4 separate regions of the Homo sapiens genome follow, and all the other regions are linked to region 3. Evidence: chromatin contacts called from ENCODE Hi-C or POLR2A ChIA-PET data. All regions are on one chromosome and are shown on one strand. Each heading gives the region's core, a stretch centred on a gene start or an enhancer-like site at or near the end of the contact. The rest is flanking DNA. Distances are from core to core; before and after follow the strand shown.

What was found. Hi-C counts contacts between places; a loop is a spot of excess contacts on that map. ChIA-PET counts read pairs that join two places held with the same protein, here RNA polymerase II (POLR2A). Pooled maps may share reads with other maps.
Region 1: a loop to region 3 is called in a map of Calu3, with 4 times the contacts of the local background. The contact joins two enhancer-like sites. A Hi-C loop is called at or near these places in 3 of 168 maps with a recorded cell type or tissue (Caco-2, Calu3 and endothelial cell of umbilical vein) and 2 of 50 pooled maps. POLR2A ChIA-PET finds 5 or more read pairs at or near these places in 1 of 52 experiments (PC-9).
Region 2: a map of ascending aorta shows a loop between it and region 3 (4-fold over the local background). The contact joins two enhancer-like sites. A Hi-C loop is called at or near these places in 6 of 168 maps with a recorded cell type or tissue (MCF 10A, PC-3, ascending aorta and 3 more) and 7 of 50 pooled maps. POLR2A ChIA-PET finds 5 or more read pairs at or near these places in 2 of 52 experiments (HEK293T and activated naive CD8-positive, alpha-beta T cell).
Region 4: a map of GM12878 shows a loop between it and region 3 (2.8-fold over the local background). The contact joins two enhancer-like sites. A Hi-C loop is called at or near these places in 5 of 168 maps with a recorded cell type or tissue (GM12878, PC-9, dorsolateral prefrontal cortex and 2 more), 10 of 37 single-sample maps with no recorded cell type and 16 of 50 pooled maps.

Annotation. Positions count from the first base shown.
Region 1 is chr10:24,847,750-24,854,417 of GRCh38, forward strand. PRTFDC1 (phosphoribosyl transferase domain containing 1) reads right to left here. Exons shown (of 9, transcript NM_020200.7): 8 at 3,639-3,715; 9 at 865-2,142. The coding sequence ends at 2,095. Among named protein-coding and RNA genes, the nearest start is that of PRTFDC1, 100 kb to the right of the region's middle. Within about 2 kb of position 1,847, at least 8 of the 41 ENCODE cell types and tissues checked have a DNase peak (open chromatin) inside an H3K27ac peak, as active enhancers do; they include endothelial cell of umbilical vein, where a contact is called at or near this core.
Region 2 is chr10:24,864,110-24,870,613 of GRCh38, forward strand. The region is part of intron 4 of PRTFDC1 (phosphoribosyl transferase domain containing 1); the gene reads right to left. Among named protein-coding and RNA genes, the nearest start is that of PRTFDC1, 85 kb to the right of the region's middle. Within about 2 kb of position 3,267, at least 13 of the 41 ENCODE cell types and tissues checked have a DNase peak (open chromatin) inside an H3K27ac peak, as active enhancers do.
Region 3 is chr10:24,642,563-24,648,990 of GRCh38, forward strand. All of the region lies in intron 4 of ARHGAP21 (Rho GTPase activating protein 21), which reads right to left. Among named protein-coding and RNA genes, the nearest start is that of ARHGAP21, 78 kb to the right of the region's middle. RefSeq lists a silencer at 3,352-3,441. Within about 2 kb of position 3,394, at least 3 of the 41 ENCODE cell types and tissues checked have a DNase peak (open chromatin) inside an H3K27ac peak, as active enhancers do; they include endothelial cell of umbilical vein, where a contact is called at or near this core.
Region 4 is chr10:24,809,989-24,815,935 of GRCh38, forward strand. No RefSeq gene overlaps it. Among named protein-coding and RNA genes, the nearest start is that of ARHGAP21, 89 kb to the left of the region's middle. Within about 2 kb of position 2,519, at least 4 of the 41 ENCODE cell types and tissues checked have a DNase peak (open chromatin) inside an H3K27ac peak, as active enhancers do.

The sequences.
Region 1 (6,668 bases), core at 597-3,096, 200 kb after region 3:
TTTGTTATTAATCAAGTAATAAGTTTTGCATTTTTGGTTTAGAGTGAATAAACTCAGTGATATTAACTAGACATGAGTTTTGCAAGAGAAAAGGAAATACTATTTTTCCCAAGATGACTTTCTTGGCTATCACTGTCAAAATATTGTCTGGTAGGAAAAAACTGCAAGCATGATTAAACTTCTTGCATATTTAGTGAATTTTCAGCATTAACTATACAAGTCCTCACAATCTTGTGAGGTAGATCAATCTCCTTTCTAATTTGAATAAACAGACTGTCCTCAGAAAGGATACTGATGCTTACTAAAATTCAACGTTTTTAAGAAAACATTTTCATATTGCATACTTATGGATAATTTTACACTTAAAACCAAATGTGTGCCTGGATTTTTCTAGGTCCTCTGACATAAACATGGCATTGTGAAAAAAAAGCTATATTCAGAGTGTTAATTTTGGTATTTCAAGAAATTCGTCAGTCAGACACAATTATAAATCTAAGCTTGGGTACCAATGCTTCTGTGAAACAAAGCTAGAAGAGATTCCTTTTGCAGACTTATCCCTTGGGATATTTGGGTGTGGCTTGTTTTCTTCTCTGACCGAAACAAAGATATGCAGGAAAATCTTCTTTTACAACTAAAATTCCTTGTTCTCACAAACGAGCTTGAGGAAAAAAAAAAGCAGCAGATCTAGCCCAGCTTAATCATTTGCTTCTACTAGTGCATATATTGGATTTAATCCAAGTTAACAAAAATAAAGCCGCAGGATAGATACATGCAGTCGTATATTTAAGCTACTGACTCACATACATGTTAATGTCTGAAAGTATTTAAAAAATATGGAGGCGGAAGAAAAACAGTAAGAAGTGATAAAACATAACAAGTTTTCTTATTCTTTATTAGTTTAAAGGAAGCTAGAACCTAATAACAATACGCCACATACGGTTCAGAACCAAACAAAAGCTGCTTAGTTATTTATTTTGCATTTGCATTTTGTAGGAAGTGAGAAAAAAACAGCTCTATTGGGACTCAAGTTTATTTTCAATTAAAATCCCCATAAATTAGGAAATGTCTTATAAAACGGAGAAATTGGAAAAAAATGTTATTCAGAAAAAAACTTTCTTGAGTGTGCTTGTTTCCTGTAGCACCTTGGATTTTGTGATCAGTCTTTTAAAGATATTTTTTAAAAAATTCAACCTCTGTCTTCACATTTAGGACAGGGCATAACAGTGTCTTGTCCTTTCATGCAAATAAGAGGAAAAATTTATACTTGCTTAGTTTCGAGCATTGAAAGCACTCGCCCCTAATTCTGCCATTTGCTCATGTCCCACATGAATAAAAGGATACAGCTTAGAAACCAGGGCCTTGCTGCTATTGTATTTTTTTCTAATTAAAATTCAGAGTATTAAACACAGTTGAGTACATCCATGCATACATGACATACCGTCATCACATACCGGAAGCTCCAATCAAGAGCCCCGAGCAAAGCTCGTTTCATAACATCATTAAGATTCATTGTACACTGCGTTTCAGAAAGGCTTTGTCAAAGCAGATAATAATGGCCTGTCAGAAATGCACAAACAGAAATTTATATTAAATTGTCCTTTCCCTCCTTTTAAAATATGGGAATCTATTAATAGCTGCATTCCCGGTATAGGGGACTCAAGTCTTCAGTTAAAAAAAAGTCCCCAGCTTCTTAATATTGTAAGCTTATTACCAAAATAAGAGTATAAAAAGTTAAGTGAAAAATATTTGAGTAACTAGGTGGGGGTATTCCTGGGAATACTAATCAAATATAATGACTGTATCAAAACAAAGGAAGGCGGAGCTCAGGAGTGTGAAGGTAGATAGCATTGCTGAGTCACAAGGCGGAGTGTTTAATTTGGAACAAGTCAAATAAAAGCACTGCTTTCTTTTCCTTAGGAACCTTTGATACTCTTTATATTAACCTCAGAAAAGAAAGCTCTCTCATTTGAACATTTTTTTCTTTTATATCCTGCTGAGTGAAGATGCCTGGGGGGACAAACTTGACAGCTGGCTTCCCAAGTACAGGCGTAAATATGATGCTATCTGGGACTTTAGTGGTGAGAATTCATGTCTTTAGACTCGATATTTTTCTTTACCGTGCTCATTGATGACGCATATGTGCTGAAACAATAAAGGATTTAAACGCATCAGTTTCTTAACAAAATATGAGACACAGAAAAGGTGATGCAGTAATAACCGAATGCCATCCTGTAATTGGCTATTGATCATTTAAATAGAAATGTGTGTATTTATATGTGTGGGTAAAATCTAAAGAGACCCATTCAAGTGCTTGACAAAAGGTCCTTTGTGGTTTAGTTTGGAGATTCCTATTCTGAATCCGGCTCCCCAGGTCCCTAAAACCCAGAAATGCTGAGGGAGCTGTATGTTTAGCCCTGCTAGAAACAGAAGTCTCCTACTGGTAAGATGACAACTGCTTGGGTGAATGGAGAAATAACAGTGGCAAGCACAACATGGGCTCTTATTCAACCCTTTTTGGGCAACAAGCAAAGGGTTAGGAATATTTTGATTGAAAGCAACAGAAATGGGGCCAGGCTAATGTAAGCAAAAAAGGAGGATTTGGATGGGCTCAGTGGCCCCTGTCTGTAATCCCAGTACTTTGGGAGGCTGAGGTGGGAGCATGATTTGAAGCCAGGAGTTCAAGACCAGCCTGGACAGCATACGAAGACCCCATCTCTACAGCAAGTAAAAATATTAGCTAGGCATAGTGGCGTGTGCCTGTAGTCCCAGCTACTCAGGAGGCTGAGGCGGGAGGATCGCTTGAGCCTGGGAGTTCAAGGCTGCAGTGAGCTATGATTGCGTCACTGCACTCTAGCCTAGGTGAGACTGTGGAGTGAGACCCTGTGTCTTTAAAGAGGGGGGAGGGGGAATTTATTGGTGGAATACTGGGGTAGCTCTCAGAATCCAAGGATGAGCTGGGCAATGAAGCAACTAGAAGGCAGGAACAAGGGCAGCTCCAGAGACTTTCACCCATGGTGCTATGGATACTCTCTGGGGGCACTGCTATCCTAGTGGTTGAAGTCTGAACACACTCAGTCTCTGTGACTTTTGGTTTAAATTTCTAATTCCCAGGACAGAGAGACTGATTGGTCCACTATGGGTAAGTTGTCTACCTCTAGATCATGCAGTGTTGGTCAGGGTCACACAGCTGGGGTCCACACTGGGGGTCCACGTCTGTGTGGTGAGATCATTTCCCCCAAAGAGGGAAGAGTTATGAGCTGCATGCCACTGTAATTGAAACCTGCTAGAGTTCAAGCACTGACACAAACCAGTGTATAGAATATTGGCTATTGTTATGGTTGGTTGGGCACAGTCAATGACTATGGAGAAGAATCAGTGTCAAACCATAGTTCTGCTTTTAGCTTCCTATTTCTTTAGTACAAAATAGAGATAATCATAATTTGCCTCTATCATCCTGATACCTACCCTGCAGAATAGTAGTGGGAGTTAATTGGGAGTATGGATGCAATGTGCTCACCATACTCCTGACATAGAAGATACTCAATCAATAGCAGACATCACTAACACGCATTCAATACTTTTTTAAATTGTTAAGTTCTTATAAAAAGGGCGGTTAGGGATTTGCATGCAAGACTTACATTCAGATCTCTGAAGTATTCATTGTAATCTAAGGCATATCCCACCACAAATAAGTTTGGAATCTCAAATCCAGCATCTTAGCAGACAGAGAAAGAGAAAAAAAAAAAGGAACAAAATTTAGATTATATAAATGCAAGTCACCATATGCTGCTGTCGCCACTCAAACTTGAGGACCTTTCATTGAGGCAGGAGGGAGTGAGAAATGGTGAGAAATGCACACGATGAGCCCAAGAGGGACCTGGACCCGAAGGACTACTCGGGAGGAAGGAGGCAAGGCAAACAAGCCAACCTACAATGAAGAATGACTGATCTAGCATACAGAGTTGAGAAAGGGCTCAGGAAGCCTGGTGCATAACAAGAAATATGCATAATTGAGTCACGTGGCCCTGGTGTTCTAAAGCAAGCAGTATGCAGTGATACGATGCCAAAGGAAACACTCTCAACAACACAAAGGAAAGTTCAAGCAGAAGGCGTTACGACGCTGCATTATGTGAACAGGTGCGCGGGCCACAGCAACTAGAAAGCAATTCTCCCGCTGTACTCAGTGTCTTGGCTGTTTAAAGGGCTGGAAAGCAAAAGCCAGGACACAAGATGAAAGGCAACGGGATTGTTCAACTTGAGGAAGAGAATGTGGAGGTTGCATTAATGCTGGTCTTTGGGTTCATGATGCAGAGGATATTAATGAGCTCCCTACTGAGGGCAGAATGAGAGGAAATGGATTTAAGCACAGTGCAAGGTACTTATGAAAAGCAAAAGAAGATTCATTGAAAAGATGATGATTTTTTGTCAGAAAGGATTCTTTTTTTTTTTCTGAGACCGAGTCTCGCGATCTTGGCTTACTGCAGCCTCCACCACCAGGGTTCAAGCCATTCTCCTGCCTCAGTTTCCCGAGTAGCTGGGAAGACAGACGTGTGCCACCATGCCAGGCTAATTTTTGTAGTTTTAGTAGAGATGGGGTTTCACCATGTTGGCCAGGCCAGTCTCGAACTCTTGACCTCAAGTGATCCATCCGCCTCAGTCTCCCAAAGTGCTGGGATTACAGGCATGGGCCACTGAACCTGGCTATTTTTTGAGAAAGGATCTCACTCTGTTGTCCAGGCGTGTGATCATGGCTCACGGCAGCCTCTACCTCCACAGGCTCAGGAGATCCTCTCACCTCAGCCTCCTGAGTAGCTGGGACTACAGGCATGCAAAACTACGCCTGGCTAATACTTATTGGAGAGAATTCTTAAGGAACAGACAATAGCTCTCCTTCTTCAGAAGTCTTGAAACAGAATAAAGGTGCACTGGTCCAGTGATTTTCAAACTTGTTTCAGTGTTTTGGAATCTTACAGGTTTGTTTATTACAGTATTATAGATGAGAGATTTATTTGCTTACTTTTAATGGAAGTGTACTTGGGTACAGCCAGTGGGCTTATAGCCTGGGCAAAGTCATCTCCACAGTGACTATGACCAACGATGCTTTCACAAGAAGAAAACGACTGGTTCATGCTCATAGAAAGTACTGGAGGTACTTATTTTCTAGGGGGTTACATTATGGAGTCCCTTGCTAGGAAAATAAGTACTAGAGGTGAGGGACTTATTTTCTAGGGGGTTGCATTATGGAGTCCCTTGCTAGGAAGCCTGCTTGATTCCTCCAAACTGCAGAGTTTCTTGAAAAAAAGAGTAAGAGAGGAGAAGCAAGAGCAGAAGAGGTCAGAAGTTACATTGAGGAGAAAAGAAAGAATCAATCAGGAGAAAGGAACGCAAAGTACAAAGCCTCATAAATCCAGAGAGAAAGAAGGAACAGAGATTCTGAGCTAGCTAAAAGAATATGAAGCCGGGTGCGCACCTGCAGTCCCAGCTATTCAAGAGGCTGAGGCAGGAAGATCATTCGAGGCCAGGAGTTTGAGACCAGCCTAGGCAACAAAGTGAGATCCCATCTCAAAAAGAAAAAAAAAAGGTAAGGTGCAGTGGCTCACGCCTGTAATCCCAGCACTTTGAGAGGCTTAGGTGGGTGGATCACCTGAGGTCAGGAGTCCAAGACCAGCCTGGCCAACATGGTGAAACCCCATCTCTACTAAAAATACAAAAATTAGCCAGGTGTGGTGGTACCTGTAGTCCCAGCTACTTGGGAGGCTGAGGCAGGAGAATCACTTGAACCTGGGAGGCAGAAGTTGCAGTGAGCCAAGATCACGCCACTGCACTGGGCGACAGAGTCAGATTCCGTCTCAAATAATAATAATAATAATATGAGCAAATCCCAAGAAACCCTGTTTGTAACCAGGGTTATAATAATGACTTTATAGGGAGCAATGCAATCCTTCCATTAGGCAGGGCAACTCACACTGGGAAAATGAGAGCCCAAAGCCTATTTAGAAGGCCAAAACTTGAGATGTCATAGAATAAAAGGATGATGGATCAGCAGGACAATCATGAATCAGAGTGACCTATCCTTAGCTGGTAAATGCAGGCAGCTCCTACACTTACATTTGCAATAGCAGATGTTACTTGCAGATGTAGTGGAAGAGTCAGGGCAGTGACTGAAACCAGATTGCCTGGGCTTAATATTGGCCTGACACTCATGGCTACATGACTTTGGCAAGCTATTTAAGCTTGCTGTGCTCAATTTCCTCATCTGTAAAATAGGTACAACAACAGCTCCTACCTTTAGAGAGCTATTGTGTGGATGAAATGAGCTAATCTCTGTATAGCTCTTAGAATAGTGCATGGCACATCACGACCTCTTCCTAGTGTTAGCTGCTATTATTTTATTGCTGTTATTATAAGTGATATAAGAAATTTGTCATTGAAGTGAATGTTTTTCAACTTCAGTTAAAATCTTATTTATACACTGAGTATCCTGTACTATTTCCTTAGACAATTTCTGCTTAGTAACCGCATGCAACCTTGACTACATCCAGATTATACCTTTGATAATAGTAATAGATGAGAACATGCGATTGGGTCTCTCTGCCCAGAACTGACATGGTCCAGAGTTAACACATCCAGCACAGGCATGAAACTTGTTTTCAGAATGTAGAGTCACT
Region 2 (6,504 bases), core at 2,017-4,516, 220 kb after region 3:
TGACTGAATTGCTGTAACCTGATGATCAAACTTGAACAGATAAGGAGTTGCTTCTTATGGATGAGCAAAGGAAGTGATTTCTTGAGATGGAATTTACTCCTGGTGAAGATGCTGTGAACATTGTTGAAATGACAACAAAGGGTTTAAAATATTATATATACTTAGTTGATAAAGCAGTAGCATGGCTGGAGAGGATTAACTTCAATTTTGAAAGAAGTTCTACTGTGGGTAAAATGCTATCAAACAGCATCACAATCTACAGAGAAATCTTTCATGAAAGGAAGAGTCAATCTAAGCAGTGAACTTCACTGTTGTCTTGTTTTAAGAAATTGCTACAGCCACCCCAACCTTCTGAAGCACCCACCAGCCTGATCAGTCAGCAGCCATCAACATCGTGGCAAGACCCTCCACCAGCAAAAAGATGATGACTCACTGAAGGCTCAGATGATCATTAGCATTGTTTTTTAGCAATGAAGTAGTTTTTCATTAAGTTATGTGCCTTATTTTTTAGACATAATGTTATCACACACTTAGTAGACTACCATACAGTATAAACATAAGTTTTATATGCACTGAAAAATCAAAAAATTTGTGTGGCTCTCTTTATCGTGGTGATCTGAAACCAAATCCACAATAACTCTGAGATATGGCTGTGCCTAAGATTAGCTCAAAGAGCTAAGGAGCCAAAACTATTTATCTTTATATAATCAATATATAACATGGAGGCTGGGTGCGATGGCTCACACCTGTAATCCCAGCACTTTGGGAAGCCAAGACAGGCAGATTGCTTGAGGCCAGGAGTTTGAGAACATCCTAGCCAACATGGTGAACCTCTGTCTCTACTAAAAATATAAAAATTAGCCAGGCATGGTGGTGCACGCCTGTAGTCCCAGCTACTCGAGAGGCTGAGGCACAAGAATTGCTTAAACCGGAGAGGCAGAGGTTGCAGTGAGCTGAGATCGTGCCACTGCACTCCAGCCTGGGTGACAGAGTGAGACTCTGTCTCAACAAAACAAAACAAAACAAACGAACAAAAATACATAACATGGAGACTGGCATCTAGTAGGTACTCAAGAAATACCTGTGTAGTGAATCAACAATTTTGACCTCATTTCTTTCACTTTCTCTGGTTCATTGTATTTCTGATTCATCCCCTCCATTTTTCCTTAACAATCTGCAATTCCTCCTTAACCAAGCTATTATCAATGTCTATTGCTTTTAATTTTGCACTAAGCAATTTCCTAAAATTCAGGTTTTTTGAGTGGGCAACTTCTCTTTTCAGTACACACCATGCCTCCTAAACACTTCCAATCTGATAACTCTGATCACTGCATCTGAGATGTTTGCCAGTTACTGTCTTAGTCATCTCATCACACCTAGCTCATTTCCTCCCAGAAAGCCAGTAAAATCTGCAGCCTAGGAGCTGCAGGCAAAAACTCTATGAGGAATCTCTGGGGTGTGCTTTCTTTGCTGTTGCATGATTCTGATCAAAACTAATCACAAGGGGTTTCCTAACAAAAAAGAAAAAGAAAGGAAGAAAGAAGAAAAGAAGGGAGGAAAGAATTGCACAAACCTACATGATATTCTTAAATAGGTTATTCCTACTTCTAGTATTTTAGAGCACACAGTGATTTGCACACCACACCGTCTCATCTGCAGCAGTGTAGTTTGGTGGCCGTGATCACACTAATCAAGAGCAATGGCAGCAGTGACAATGAGCTGTATTGGGGATATGGAGAATGAGTAGGAATGTGAATATAAACCCCATGGAAAAGGGAATGTAGTTTAGCATTTCGTTTTATGTGATAATTCACAAAATTTCCAGAATCATCAGTCAGTGGGTCTTTCCATTATTGTTCTCAGCTTAGTCAGATGAAATAAAAAAAGAATGATTTAAACAGTTAAGGCAGCCAAGGGGGAACTTTTGGCAGTTTCCGATGCTTCACTCTGGCATTTAATTAGAATCTTAGGCTGGGCACAGTGGTTCATTCCTGTAATCTCAGCACTTTGGGAGGCTGAGGAGGGTGGATCACTTGAGGTCAGAAGTTTGAGACCAGCTTGACCAACTTGGTGAAACCCCATCTCTTCTAAAACTACAAAAATTAGCTGGGTATGGTGGTGGGCTCCTCTAATCCCAGCCACTCAGGAGGCTGAGGCAGGAGAATCGCTTGAACGTGGGAGGTGCAGGTTGCAGTGAGCTGAGATCGTACCACTGCACTCCAGCCTGGGCGATAGAGCGAGATTCTGCCTCAAAAAAAAAAAAAAAAAAAAGAAAAAAAAACTTATTTGAGGGCAGGTTTGGGGGGCATGTCTCCCAAAATCTTGGGCTTAACCTGCACATCTGTGTTTTCATGGTGCCAGATTTGAGCCTGTTTCCATGCATTTTGTTTTATTCCACCCTTTCAGAGGTTCCTCGTGAATATGAATAAAATCTTACTTTAATAGATACACACATTTTATGAAGTGCCAATATTAAATCAACTTTGGAAAAAAAATCAGCCAGAGAGTACATTGTGTAGACAGCTTAAACACACCGAATAAAATGCTTTTAACATCATGAACTGAAGAGGCCATTTAACTTAATCATTGAGGGCTCACTTTATTCAACAGCAATGACCTATTTAGAACCATGACTCAGACAGCTTCCCTTGTGAGCTTCCTTTCCTTGGAAGAAAAGAAAGAAAGAGAGAGAGAGAGAGAGAAAAGAAGAGAGAGAAAGGAAGAGAGAGAAAGGAATTTTAAAAAAAGCAAAAAAATACAAAAAGAAAGAAAAAGAGAGAAAGGAAGAGAGAAAGAAAGAGAACAAAAAAAGCAAGGAAGAGATGAGAAAGAAAGGTAGTTTCTCGGGGTTCAAAGTAAAAAATGTTTTATTTAAAAAAAAGAAAGGGAGAAAGAAATGGAAGAAAGAAAGAAAAAGAGAGATGGAGGGAGGGAGAGAGAGAGAGAGAGGGCTGTGTAGAGTCTCCTTTTTTTCTAAATATTTTAATCCCATGTCTTCAAGGGCTCCAGAAGTATTATACAGTTATGGGTTCATAATGCCTCTAACTCACAGCATGACAAGATTATGTAGGTGAGCTATTTCCCCATGTTTTATAGAGTTCTTTCATACACAAATTTAATTTTAAAAAATCCTTTCTAGCCCTCCCTCCTTCATTTAACTCTGTCACGGCTCCTTTTGATACCACGATTCCTTCTCTTCCACCCTAACTTGGCTCCTGTAGTTCAAGTGCTCCTGCAGGCTCCGCCTACCCCGCCTCCAAACTGCTCTCTCCTCTCTTTCAGCCATTCTTCCCTCTTGTCAGTTTCATTTTCCTAAAACACAGCTCCATGATGTCATCTCTGCTCAAATACTTTTGTGTCTCCTGTTTGCTTTGCTGAGCAAGTTCAGCTCTTCATTGAGACTTTCAATGTATTCTACACATCAAACCCCGTGTTTTCATTTTTTTTTTCCTACTACTTCCCTGTTTTTGATTAATTTCCTTCAGTCATGCTGGTCCACTTATGTCCAGTGATCCTACTCTTTTCTCGATTACCCCATTCCATATTTTTATTTTTATTAAGTTTTATTCTTGTTGTAGGCTTTGTGGAATTTTCTTCAAAGCCGTCACCTATTTATGAAGGATTAGGGCTAATTATTAGTGGGGGATAGGTTGCGGTATTGTATTAAATTTTGGTGGGGTTTTTGTAGGTTTAATTTTTTTTTTTTTTTTTTTAGACAGGGTCTTGCTCTGTCACCCAGGCTAGAGTGCAGTGGCATGATCTTGGCTCACTGCAACCTCTGCCTCCAGGGCTCAAGCAATTCTCTTGCCTCAGCTTGGATTAGAGGTGTGTGCCATCACGTCTGGCTAATTTTTGTATTTTTAGTAGAGACCGGGATCTTGCCATGTTGGCCAGGCTGGTCTCAAACTCCTGACCTCAAGTGATCCACTCGCCTCAGTCTCCCAAAGCGCTGGGATTACAGGCATGAGCTACCGTGGCTGGCTGGCTTAATGGTTTTTTAAATTTATTTGGAGGGAATGATCGTTGGTTTTGGGTACATGACAGTGATAGCTATGGAGGAGTACCTTGAGGCTTGGGGGTCAACTGTTGCCCTTGGGGGGCCCTTGCTCTCTTTTCTGTGTTAGTCACAAACCCTTCTATTCCAGGTAAAAGCTCACCCTCCCCTCTCTAAGACTATCTGAATCCTAAGGAATCCTTCATTCTTTGGATTTCTTTAAATCCAAGGAAAGAGTCTTGCATGGAAAGACCTATGGGGCTCTTCTTAGAGTGCCAAGCATGAAATAAGAGAAGGTGTGTTTCCTGGGAACAAATTCCTGGCAGAGTAATAACATGATGATAAATGTACTTTAAATGTAAGTTTACTGAATGACTGACAAATTGTATTATCACTACAGGAGAAAGGAGAAGTCACTGCAGTCTCAACCTCCTGAGCCCAAGTGATCACCCACCTTAGCCTCCTGAGTAGCTGAGTCTACAGGTGTGCACCACCATTTTAAATTATTAAATAAATTAAATTTTAAATTTCTTTTGTAGAGACACAGTCTCACTATGTTGCCCAGGCTGGTCTCAAACTCCTGGCCTCAACAATCCTTTCATCCACTGCAGATATTTATTGCAGTTTCAGACTTTCTTCTACACCCATTAAAACAAGTACCCACTAACTGTTGGGTGCCTTTTCCTTTTACATTTTTTTTTTTTTCCAGCTAGTGTATATTCTGCATGATGGGAAGATTTTGGAGAGCCTCTAAAACTTATTTCTAAAATCTTGCCAATCCTTATTTTTTAAATTTTATTTTTTCGTTGATACACAATGTTTTATGTATTTACGGAGTACATGAGTGTTTGTTACATGCATGGAATGCGTAATGAGCAGGTCAGGGTATTTGGGGTAGCCATTGCCTTGACTGTCTATTATTGCTATGTGTTGGGAACATTTCAAGTCTTCTAGCTACTTTGAAATATACAACACATTGCTGTTAACCATCGTCGCTCTACATTGCCATTGAATAGTGGGGCTTATTTGTTCTATCTAACTTAATTGATAACCTTTCACGGAGAGGCTGAATGAAGAATGAGTGAACAGCGTGGGTCATATGAAGGCCTTTATCTTTTTTTTTTTTAACCTTACTCATATCTTGTATTTTATTTCTTATGAAAATGGCTACCCAAAGAAGTCATTGTAGCAGCCTACTATCCTAAGGCAGCAACTATAATGTAAATGCTAACAAACTCACTCCATAAGACCAAAAACCCTTCCCCAGGGCTGTAATGGGCATTTAAGTTTCCCAAACCCAGTGACAACTAATGATTTTTATTACCTATCAAATGGAAACAAATGGATTTTAATAGTTCCCCTACAGCTGAAAAACTCCACAAACAATACATTGCCTCTACCTACATGATCCGTTGACTCATGCCAGAAATAGCTTCTAAAACATTTACAACTGTGATGCTCAAACTGGGCTCTGGCTACTTCTGGTGGTTATTTGGTGTTATGCCAAGGCATATTGGAAGGCCTTTATCTTTTTTAAGGAAAAGGAAATTTTAAAAGCTAAGTGAAATTTTTTTCACTGTTCCACCTCAGCTGTGTTGCATTCACTTCCTCAGTCCCCGTTGAATCTCCTATGAGGAAGCCTTTCTGCCTCAACAAAGAGGGTGCTCCTCCCTCACTCAGCACCTTTCTCTCCACCTCTCAACTAACCAGCTGGTGGGTGTGTCCTTGGGTGTGACCATGTGGGCTTATTTACCATTTCCCTCTGCCCTGTCCTCTCTTACCCCAAACTAATCAAAGACTTCTTTCTAATTTCTATATAAGAGGACCATCCACTTGTTCAGTCACCAAATATTTATTCCAATTTGTTATGGACCAGGTATGGTCTCTGCCCACTTCATGCTGACTTCCTGGTTGGGGAGACAGGCAAATAAAAAATAAGCCCTAAGGTAAACATTGCAACTTGTGGAAAGGGCTCTAGTGGAAACAAGGTATGGATATACAGATTATTATTATTATTTTTTTAAGGGACAGAGTCTTGTTCTGTCGCCCAGGCTGGAGTGCACTGGTGCCATCATAGCTCACTGCAGCCTTAACTCTTGAGCTTAAGTGATCCTCTTCCTCAGCCTCCCAAGTAGCTGGGATTACAGGTGTGCACCACCATGCCTGGCTAATTTTCGTATTTTTAGTAGAGACAGGGTTTTGCTATGTTGGCCTGGCAGGTCTCCAACTTCCGACCTCAAATGATCTGCCCATCTCGGCCTCTGAAAGTGCTGGGATTGCAGGCATGAGCCACCATGCCCAGCCGTCTATGTGCAAATTTCTTCTTGGCATTCATTTGGGAATTTTAGAGTTGTCACTTTGACAGACTCCATAGCAAAAGCACAAGGTAAACTATTTCTTTTGTGTAATAAACCTGTAAGGCAGTGTCCTACAATAAAATGCTAAAATGACGTATTAGCTAAAGACCACTCCAGGGTCGTTAAAACTTATGAATTTCTGGAAATTACTTT
Region 3 (6,428 bases), core at 2,144-4,643:
TTCACAGTATGTAGCATTCTGCACTATGTGATCGGTACTGCAAGCTGACAAACAAACCCACTCTATTTTCATCTTCCTAAATACCTACTTAACATTAATAAAAAGCAGTATGTCATGACAGAAATGATAGCCCCAAAGGCTATGAAATAAATTTAGAAAGGTTTCACATGTAAAAATCATATGAGAATCCTAAATTAAGTGCCTTAACAAGTAGCCCAGTGCAACTGCTCTACCTATGTATTCAAGTTCAGTAAGTTCATATACGCACGAGAATATACAGGACATGAAAATCTCCAGCACACAGAACACTGCATGGCACACAGTAGATGCTCAATAAATGTTTGCTAATTAAAATTAGAGCCCTGGAAAATGCTAATAGTAAAAATTCCCAAAACCAGCTTGGAGAGTTGTTTCAGGGACAAAGCAATAGTGCTACGACTAATCTGTACTATTTCCCTCAAATAGTATAAGGAAAATGCTGCCACTCAACAGCAGTTTAAGTACAGTACCACTAGGTGTCGGACATGAATCAAAATTTTCTGGCATTATGAACTATCCAGGCAAGAAAGACTGTGGATGGGTGTTATTCATTCAACAAATATTTACCGAGCTCTTACAAATGTGCCAGGCATTGATTATCCTACAATGAACAAAGAATCCTGGCATCTGCCTTCTAAAGTATTTAAAGTTCATGTAGCATTGTACATTTCACATGTAACATTTCACACACAGTATTATCATATCTAGATTCATAGCCCTATTATTTCTGTTATGCTAGAATTTAATTTCTCTGCAAACTCAGAAAAATTTGTTATGGTGCTCTAACCAACTATCTTTCTATCTGACTTTATCACCTCTCAATCCTTTAACCAATTAAACTTGCTTGACTTTATCAAGACCTTCCATTCCCTTTAGCCTTCTCCATTCTTCTAAACTATCAGTCTCCCTCCAGAAATTACTATCATGCTCACTTCGGCAACATATATACTAAAATTGGAACAGAAGTTACTTTCTTTCTTACTAAGATTACCCGTGGATCAGTATTTCAACAAAATTGACCAGTACCCTCAACTTCCTTTCCCCTTAACCTTTCAAAGCATTCGATGTGCCAATCTCTAACTACGGAGAATTCCAAAATACACCTGCTCTGTTCTTGTTCTTGGCCTGCTACTACAGCTGAATAAAACTGCAGGACAAGCATTGATTTACAATTTCCCAGTTCAGCTAAGTTCTTGACACTACTCAGAAAAGTCTCTTGCTTGCATTTTAATTCCTGTCCCCTCAAGGTTGCTGTTTCAAACTTCTAGTAACCTTCTTTTTTATTTATTTTTATAGAGACAAGGTCTTGCTACATTGACCAGGTTGATCTCGAACTGACTTCAAGCGATCCTCCTGCCTCGGCCTCCCACCCAAAGTGCTAGGATTACAGGCATGAGTCACCACACCCGGCCATCATAAACCTCTTTAACTTGCTGTTCCATGCTGATTTCCTCACACTAGTTCAATAACCTTGTCTCCCAGTTCACTCAATTGCTATATCCTCAACTTTTTTTTTCTTTGCCTGTCCTCATTTTCTTCGTCCTATTTCAGGTGGGGATTTAGTCATCAGTCCTCTTCAGGACCTTGCCACCATAATTCTCTCTTCTCACATGTAAAACTTCATGTGAGAAAATCCCTAGTCTTCTCTCCAAATCTCATGGATATATAAATGCTTCCCAAACAACAAAAGTTCTCTCCACCTTTCCATATAGCTACCCTCTCTATCCCTTTGTTTTTCAAACTACTTACAAATGTAGTGTATGTATCGCTTACCTTCAGTTACCTCTAATTCAGGGTTTCTCAGAAATTAACAAATACCTCCTTGGGGGAAAACTGCCAACTACCCCACCCTGACCTTGTCACGGTTTGCTGCTCTAATTTTTATGTTCCAACCCACTTCTATCTGTCTTCCTCCTCCCTTCCGTCCACTGCACTGAAACTGTTCTCAGTAACTTTACCAAACTGCCATTTGTCAGGTCTAGTCCAACTGTATCCCTTTAGTCCAAATCCTAATGAATTCTCTAAGACAAAGGACAAATTTTCCACTCCCCTTGCCCCACTTAAAATTATCACCTCCTAATAAGCAAATTACCAACTCCTCCTGGTTGTCCTCAGACCTTTCCACTACTTACTCTCAAATTTCCTTTCTGATTCTTCTTTCTCTGACCAGCTCTTAGAGTCCTGTCTTCATTCTACATGTCTTTGTCCTCTCTGTGTATGGTTTCACTTACACTTAAGACTTAATTATAACATATAAAATGACTGTCAAATCTATTTTCAACCCCTAACCTCTTTCTTGAGAACTCTAGAAACAAATTTTCAGCTAGATACTGAACTCTCTACAGGCATCAGAAATGCAACTTATCCCAAATTAAACTCATTTCTCCAGAGGAAGGAGAGATATATTTCACTTCAATATCCTTCAGTCCTTCATTTAATGACACCTCCATCTATCCAGTCACTCAAGTCAGAAAAACATAATGCTCCACAAGGCATCTTTAACTGGAAACACACACTCCATCCTAAAATCTTTCAACCAAATCTGGGCAAATGTAACTTCTAAATGTCTCTAAAATCTGTTCTGGAATGCCATTTTTCCTTCCTCCTGATAAACTCCTATTCATCTGTTAACAACCCAATGGACACCCCATCTGAGATCCCCTCACCTGGTGGTTAAAACTGACTTCAAAAAGTTCCAGCCAGTTGTGGTGGCTCATATCTGTAATCCCAGCATTTTGGGAGGCTGAGATGGGTTGATCACCTGCAGTCAGGAGATTGAGACCAGCCTGGCCAACATGGTGAAACCCCATCTCTACTAAAAAAAATACAAAAATTAGCAGGGTGTGGTGATGAGCGCCTGTAGTCCCAGCTACTAGGGAGGCTAAGGCAGGATAATCGCTTGAACCCAGAAAGCATAGGATCCAGTGAGCCAAGATTGTGCTGCTATACTCCAGACTGAGCAATAGAGTGAGGCTCTGTCTCAGAAAAAAAAAAAAAAAAGTAGTTTCTAGTTTGGTGGAGGATATAAGTATAAAATAATTACCTAAGTACAAAAATAAAGGTACATGAAATTGTTGTAGGATCATGGCACAAGGAATCAGAGCCTGTATTCTACATATATTCATTAGATGTATATGTGCCAGGAACTGTTCTGGGCTTTAAGAGATAAAGAAAATAAAGTTTCTGCTCTACATTCCAACTGAGAGAGAAAAATGCTGAGGAAGAAATAAGTAATATGAGAAATGGTGACAACTGCAATGGAGAACAATAAGCAGAGTGAGAAGGAAAGGAAGAGGGAAAGGCAGGGCTGTTTTTCTGAAGTGGTCAGGGAAGGCCTCTCTAACAGGTGACATGTGCACAGCTATCTGAAGGAAGTGAGGTTAGAGGCCACATCACTTCCTTCCCAGTAATTAGTTTAGTGAGTGGCTCACAGGACTGACTCAACAGATGTTTGCTAAAGGAACAAATAAACAAAAATTATATTTCTGATTTAATGTGCTTGGCATTTACATGTAAATATTTCTATTCTGTTTTTATAGCAAAGATGAAAAATTATCTGTTAAACATCAAAAACAGGGACTGTAACTATTATAATTAAATCTTTACTACATGGATTTATGAATCACGTACTTTCAATGTAGGCTAACTAGCTGGAGAGCAATCAGGAAAGAAAATGGGACTACTCAACTAGGGGGTGTCTATGATTAAGGTCTTAAGTTATGGAGCAGCTGAAAAAAAAACACAGCTCAACTTCTATGAAATCAACTTGGCCAGGTGTGGTGGCTCATACCTGTAATCCTAGCACTTTGGGAGGCAGAGCCAGGAGCCTAGTACAAGACCAGCCTAGGCAACATGGCAAAACCTTGTCGCTACAAAAAATACAAAAATCAGTCAAGCACAGTGGTGCAAGCCTGTGGTCCCAGCTATTCCAGAGGCTGAGGTGGAGGCTGCAGTGAGCTGAGATTGTACCACTGCACTCCAGCCTGGGAGACAGAATGAGACCCTGTATTTAAGGGGGAAAAAAATGGCTCAGCATGGTAGCTTGGTCTTGTAATCCTAGCACTTTGGGAGGCCAAGGTGGGAGGATCACTTGAGCTCAGGAGTTCAAGATCAGCCTGAGCAACATAGTGAGAACTTGTCTCTAAAAAAATTTTAATAATAAAAAGAAACCATTATACAATGATTTGATCATTATACAATGCATATATGCATTAAAATATCACACTGCATCTCATAAATATGTATAACTGTCAATTATAAATTTAAAAATTAATTTAGAAAAAAAAGCTCAAAATTACCTAATTACAGAGTTACCTCTAGAGTAACATTTCTATAAAGAAGTTCCTTCCAGAGGAGAAATTAATATTCTGCAGAACATTAATACTCCGCCATGCACTTTTCTTCTTTTTCACCTGTATCGTCCTATCTATTCAGTGTCTCCAATTAGTTCTCTGCAATCCTAAATTTCATGTTAAGTGTTTTAGAACCCTTGAAGAGATTTTTTAAATTTCATTTATTTTCTTGGCTGCCAAATTAACTTCATGCACTGTTTTTCAAACTCTTAAAACCTACTCCTAGAAATGGAACTTCTGACAATGCTACTTGAATCCAGTTGAATTCCTTGCATTTTAGATCACTATAAACAAGGTTTCCCAGGACTTGAAGTAAAATATTTTTTTTAACCTTTCATCTAACTTGACCACCTTACTTTACCAGTTTATTTTACAAAGAGGAAGTTCAAGTTGTTATGTAAATCCAAGATTACCATGTTTTTGTTATTACTGTTCTAGCTTATACACATAGCAGCTATGGGAAACTGATTTCTAAATCAAAAGAGTGTCACTGGCACTTTGTGTTAGAGAGGTTGATGGGAAAAGACAAAAGAAAAGTAGGAGGGCAGTCAGAAATCTGCTTTTCTTCTTCAACAGCAGAGGTTAGATACTAACATAGTAAATTTTGCAGCTTTGAGAGCAGTCATTTTAGAAGCTTGTGCCAATTCAAGATGGTGGTCATCATTAGAAATACCCCAGTGCACCTCCCTTTATTCAACACATTTACTCAGCAAACATCTGAGCTCCTACTATATGTACCAGGTACTTACTAGGCACTGAAAACTCAGCAATAAAAGACAATTTCTATCCTTAATGATCTTTGCTCTGAAAGTAATACATAAAAGAAATTATTTTCCATAAAAATACTGAAAAGTCAAAGTATGTAAGAAAAGTTTACTTTGTATATTCTTTTCTCTTTTTTCCCCAGACAGTCTCACTCTGTTCCCCAGGCTGGAGTGCAGTGACACGATCTTGGCTCACTGCAACCTCTGCCTCTTGGGTTCAAGTGATTCTCCTGCCTCAGCCTCCCAAGTAGATGGGATTTACAGGCATGTGCCACCACACCCGGCTAATTTTTCTATTTTTAGTAGAGACGAGGGTTTCACTGTGTTGGCCAGACTGGTCTCAACTCCTGACCTCAGGTGATCCACCCACCCCGGCCTCCCATAGTGCTGGGATTACAGGCGTGAGCCACTGTGCCTAGCCTGCATATTCTAATGCTCAGTCTTTGCCTCTCGTTTCTCTATTTGCCTTCATTAGGTTCGTGCTGCTGCCACCACCTCCCTCGAACAGGTACGTCAGGAGGAAGAAATTCCCTACTTGTTTACCACATAGCATGAACAATCACTCAGATTGTCTCCAAAATATGAGTAGAATTTTCCAGTAGAGAATTAGGGAAAAGGTCTATAGCTTTCGAAAATTGTGAAACACCAATCTACTTCATCTTATACAAAATATCCCTTCAAACATCTGAAAGCAGCTATCACTTTTTCCCTAAGCAATTCTCTTTCAAGCAAAGTTCCATGTTTTCTCCATCTTCTTTTTAAAAATACATATCATAGGTCAGCCGGGTGCAGAGGCTCACGCCTATAATCCCAGCACTTTGGGAGGCCGAGGTGGGTGGATCACCTTGAGGTCAGGAGTTCAAGACAGCGTGGCCAACACGGTGAAACCCTGTCTCTACTAAAAATACAAAAATTAGCCAGGCGTGGTGGTAGGTGCCTATAAACCCAGCTACTCGGGAGGCTGAGGCAGGAGAATTGCTTGAACCCAGAGGCGCAGGCTGCAGTGAGCCGAGATGGTGCCATCGCACTCCAGCCTAAGCAATAAGAGCAAAACTCTGTCTCAAAAAAAAAAAAAAAAAATCATCATAGGTCAAAATGTATATATATTCTTACCATCACAGCCCCTTTATATCTGAGGCTCCCAAGTGTTTTAATCATGTCCTAGTCAGTCAGAAGACAACCCTGGAGACCTCCTTTCCCATATTTTCCCACCTGTCCACTAGAGAAAAACAAAATAAATATTTTGAAATTAACTTGTTACTAGCTACATATA
Region 4 (5,947 bases), core at 1,269-3,768, 170 kb after region 3:
CCTCCCCAGTAGCTGGGATTACAGGTGTGCACCATCCTGCCCAGCTAGTTTTTAAAATTTTGTGTAGAGACAGGGTCTCGACATGTTGCCCACACTGGTCTCAAACTCCTGAGCTCAGGGCAATCCTCCTTCCTTGGCCTCCCAAAGTGCAGGGATTATAAGCAGCCTGTGCAAAGACTTTTAATGCCAAAGCCGTTGTGTAAAAGTTGAGCATAAGCCCCACAAGGCTTTTAGACTCTGAAGAACAAGTTGAGTGAATTAAGTTTATTTCCTCCTTTGCCCTGTTTATGAACATCAGAGTCACATTTAATAGTAGTGAAAACTGGAAATTTGGACAGTGAGGAAAAGTTACATCTGTGTATTTGGACTTAGTTAAGTCATGTTCTTCTAAATTCTACTTACTCTAAACTTTATTGGCAACTATTGATATATTGTGTTTGTTAGATATTTATTCTTTTTTTTTCTTTTGAGACAGGGTCTTGCTGTGTCACTCGGGCAGTGGCATGCTCATGGCTCACTGCAGCCTTGACATCCCAGGCTCAAGCAATCCTTCCATCTCAGCCTCCCTAGTAGCTGGGACTATAGGCATGCACCACCACACCCAGATAATTTGTGTATTTTTTGTAGAGACAGGGTTTCACTGTGTTGCCCAGGCTAGTCTCAAAACTCCTGGGATTAAGTGATCCACTTGCCTTGGCCTTCCAAAGTGATGGGATTACAGGCATCAGCCACCACACCCAGCATCAGAGATTTATTCTGATAAGTGGATACACATGGTTTTTTTACATGTACATAGATGTATAGATACACATATATGTTTTAGAGCAAATGTTTAGCTTAAGGCTCCTCGTGCAAAATGTTCTGTTGAGCACCACTGCAGTCCAAGGAAAAAAACAGATGGTTGGTTCACTTTCCACAACCAAGCCCAAAACCCCATTTACCAATCAAAATTGTAGGCACTATGCTTAAGAAAAAATGATCAATGTTTCTAAGCCAACCCAAGCCTCAACTGTCCCACCTAAACAGTTGCCAAGACTTGATATGAATGTTCACCTATGAAACCTGCCTCAGTCTTTCTTGACTCCTATTTCTAGCCTGGGAGCCGATATTTCTTGTTTTTTTTTTTTTCATTATTCTTATTTTTTAAGACAGAGTCTTACTTTGTCTCCCAGGCTGCAGTACAGTGGCACGATCTCGGCTCACTGCAACCTTCGCCTCCTGGGTTCAAGCGATCCTCCTGCTCAGCCTCCCAAGTAGCTGGGACTACAGGTGCCCACCACCATGCCTGGCTAATTTTTGTATTTTTAATAGAGACAGGGTTTTGCCATGTTGGCCAGGTTGGTCTCGAACTCTTGACCTCAGGTGATCCACCTGCCTTGGCCTCCCAAAGTGTTGGGATTACAGGCATGGGCCACCACGCCCAGCCTCCTGTTTTTTATTTTTCATTCTTTTAAAATAAAGATAGGATCTTGCTATATTGCTTAGGCTGGTCTCGAACTCCTGGCCTCAAGTGACGCTCTCATCTCGGCCTCCAAAAGTGTGGAGTTACAGGGGTGAGCCACTGTGCCCTGCCAAGTGTTTCATGTTCTGATGAATTAAATATGTGTCCTATGGGAGGTGGGCCATATGAACAACCCGAAAGGACAACACAGTGTTCATAGAGTCACCCTGCAAATTAGCCTCACGGCTGTCATGGTGTGAAATGACGGGGTGGGACACCCCCTTGACTTTGTTTACTGTAGGGACATCATTTGGCCCCAGAGATCAGTGGCAGGGACAGCCTTTGTAGTTATTAGATTCTGTTGCCTTAGCTCTCTGGGTCCAGAAAGTTGTGAATGGAGATTCCATGTAGAAATTGGAAATTCTTACCCAAAAAATCCCACCTCTGAATAGCCCAGAGGTGCGTACATCAAAGGAGGCCACTGTTTGTTTGTTTTTCTTGGCCAAGTGGGAGGAGGAATGCGGGAGAGCTCAGAACATTCCCAGAGAAAATGAGGGCCCTGACTTGATATGTTGTTCTCGATTCCTTTCTGAGTGAATTCCACGGCCGATAAACTGGCTCGGGCACAACTGTTCACAGCTGCATGTAGGATGTTGCAGGGGACACAATGGCTGCTGTGTGTGCAGGAGGACAAACAGTCCCACACAGGCCTGAGCCTGAGCAACAATGAGCGACAAACGGCCTTCAATACAATGCATTCATTTCCTGTAATAACACTGGGGTAAATGCGGCCTGGGAGGCCAGTTCCACCTGACAGAGACGCTCCACTTCATGCAATCGTTTTCAGAGGCCCGCTTTTCATGAAGAAAGACACATATAAAAAGGAGAGAGATGGCAAGCGGCTGAGGGTTTTCTTTTCCCCTCCTGCAAAGCAAGATATAATTAAAACCATGTATATTTTTAATGCCTAGATAAAACAGTGTGGTAAAAATACTGTCGAGGTGTTAGAAGCTATTTCAATTTTTAGTCTTTCTGACACTAACTGCTCGTGATTCACCATCGCTGCTAAAAATACTGGCAGGCGGCAGCCTGAGCTTCTCTGCTTCCCAGCAGGTAGACTGGCTCTAACGTGAGCTTACCTCCCTGTCCTGCCAGAGCTTCCATCCTCATGTAGGTAAGAGTACTACTGGGAATTGGCTTGACAGCCTATAATAATAATAATTGGCTGGGCGTGGTGGCTCATGCCTGTAATCCCAGCACTTTGGGAGGCCGAGATGGGCGGATCGCCTGAGGTCAGGAATTCGAGACCAGCCTGGCCAACATGGTGAAACCCCGTCTCTACTAAAAATACAAAAAATTCGCTGGGCATGGTGGTGGGCGCTTGTAATCCCAGCTACTTGGGAGGCTAAGCCAGGAGAATTACTTGAACCTGGGAGGCGGAGGTTGCAGTGAGCCAAGATTGTGCCACTGCACTCCAGCTTGGGCGACAGAGCAAGACTCTCTCATAAAAAAAATAATAATAATTAATAAAGCCCTAATAATAATCAAGATGATGATGATAGCTAACATCTACTGAGTGCTTACTAAGTAGCCAGTCTGGGTCTAATTGCCTGAATCCTCATAAGAACCCTATGAGGTAGGGATCATTATTCATCTTGGGTGAGGAACCGAGGCATTGAGAGATTAAGCAACTTGCCCAAGCTCACAACTATTCATCCTTTTCAATATATACCCGGGTTCCGGGTGCAGTGGCTCACACCTGTAGTCCTAGCACTTCGGGAGGCCAAAGCGGGTAGAATGCCTGAGGATAGGAGTTTGAGACCAGCCTGGGCAATGTGGCAAAAATCATGTTGATTTAAGAGCCAATAGTAATAATAATTAATAAAGCCCTAATAATAATAAAGATGATGATGATAGCTAACATCTACTGAGCATTCTACTGGACCACAATTGTGCACCACCATACCCAGCTAATTTTAAAATTTTTTGTAGAGATGTGGGTCTTGCTATGTTGCTTAGGCTGGTCTCGAACTCCTTACTCCAGTGATCTTCTTGTCTTGGCCTCATGAAGTGCTGGGATTATAGGCATGAGTCTCCGTGCTTGGCCTTTCTCCTCATTTTATAATTGAGAGGCATGTGGGCAGGAGTGAAGTGTCCCGGCTAATACCACTCAGGTAGTTCAAGACAGAGCCAGGACTAAAATCAAAGTCTGCTCTTTCTACCTGTATAAAAGAAGAAACTCAGTTAGAACCATTTATTACATACTTACTGAAAACTGAATTAATATCTATACTAATAAGTGTCCTGGCAGGGATTTGATAGGAAAGAAATAGAATGTATGATTTTATGATTTCTACCATCCCAAGGCTTGTGATTTTCCTGAGGACACACAGGATGCATAAATACAAGCCTTGATGGACATAATCTTACCTTGGCAATCCAGCACACACGTAAGAACAGAGGGAATGTGACTTCCAGGATCACCTGCTTAGGATGGTGATAATCCAGGAGGAGATAGACAGGAGGAGTGTGAATTGGTACAGAGAAAGTAAAAAGCATTTGTGAGACGAAGTAGCAAACAGAAGCCATATCTGCTCATTTCTGCTTGCCAGCATAATTTCACCAAGCACCTGGCTCTGTGGTGACGTGCAGATCTCTGGAGGGATGCTTTAAAGACAAAACAGGACAGAGCATATGGCCGTCTGTGTCTCTTACTTGGGTCACCATATTCCTTAAAGATAAATGACCCTTGTCCTTGTCTTTCCTTAAACATAAGATAACTTTTTTTTTTTTTCATTTTGAGACAGAGTCTTACTCTGTTGCCCATGCTGGAGTGCAGTAGCTTGATCTCGGCTCGCTGCAACCTCTCCTGGGTTCAAGCGATTCTTCTGCCTCAGCCTCCTGAGTACCTGGGATTACAGGCACACAACACCACACCCGGCTAATTTTTTTTGTATATTTTTAGTAGAGACGGGGGTTTCACCATGTTGGCCAGGCGGGTCTCGAACTCCTGACCTCAAGTGATCCACCCACCTCAGCTTCCCAGAGTGCTGGGATTGTAGGCCACTGTGACTGGCCAACATAAGATAACTTCTGATGAGTTTAGTGACTATGTTTTTGTAATCTATAACTAGATGGACTCTTATACCTCAACCTTGTTGTGATTCTGCTTCAAAGTAATTACTTTTAATAGCAAAAACCACAATTACATTTGCACCAATATAATAACTTCTGAGTACGTTGGATGTGATCTGTCATCATAAACTCCCCCCTCCTGTATATAAGCTGTGAGCTAAAACACTGGTTGGGAGATTTCTGACAAAATCTCCTCTCTGAAAGACTCCTCCAGAGCTATAGGCCTCAGTCCACAGTCCTCAGTAAGACTTCTGAATAAAACTAACTTTAATTCATTAAAAACTTGTTTTTTCTTTTCTTTCGTCCACACATTCAATGTGGAAATACGATTTGTGCAGAAGGACAAAGAAGCCACGAGTGAAAGCCAGGAGCATAGTTGCAAACAGGTTTGTTTGGCTGGCACAGAGATGATGTATCAAGTCATGAGAAAGGACTTCATGAACAGTGACCAACTTTAAAAATATTCCTGGGGCGGGCACGGTGAGCCGAGATTGCGCCACTGCACTCTGTCCTGGGCAAAAGAGCGAGACTCCGTCTCAAAAAAAAAAAAATATTCCTGTCATACCTTGAGGTAGCTAGCTGTTTGACATTTGAGACACAGAGGCAGGATGTGGTGACTCACTCCTGTAATCTCAGCTCTTTGGGAGGCTGAGGTGGGAGCAAGTCCTGAGTCCAGGAGTTTGAGAAAAGCCTGAACAACATAGCGAGACCCTGTCTTTACAAAAAAATAAACCAAATTAGCCAGGTGTGGTGGCACGCACCTGTAGTCCCAGCTACTCGGGAGGCTGAGGTGGGAGGACTGCCTGAACCTAGGAAGTCAAGGCTGTAGTGAGCTGTGATTATGCCACTGCCCTCCAGCTTGGGTGACAGAGTGAGACCGTGTCTCAAAAAAACCAAAAGCCTAGGTGTGGTGGCTCACACCTGTAATCTCAGAACTTTGGGAGGCAGAGACAGGTGGATCACTTGAGGTCAGGAGTTCAAGATCAGCCTGGTCAACATGGTGAAACCCCGTCTCTACTAAAAATACAAAAATTAGCTGGGCATGGTGGTGCACGCCTGTAGTTCCAGTACTCGGGAGGCTGAGGCAGGAGAATCACTTGGACCTGGGAGGCAGAGGTTGCAGTGAGCTGAGATTGCACCACTGCACTCCAGCCTGGATGACAGAGTGAGACTCCGTCTCAAAACAGCAACAACGAAACCAGACATTTGAGACACTGAAGACTGCCATAGTTTGATAGCTAAGGGACAAACCCAATTATAGGCAAAACAGTGAAATTACCTGCGTGGTTTCCCAGCAGGCCCCATGAGCAACCATTAGTGATCTCAATGGTGTTAATGGAGCTACATAAATCAGTCAAGAACAGTGATGGA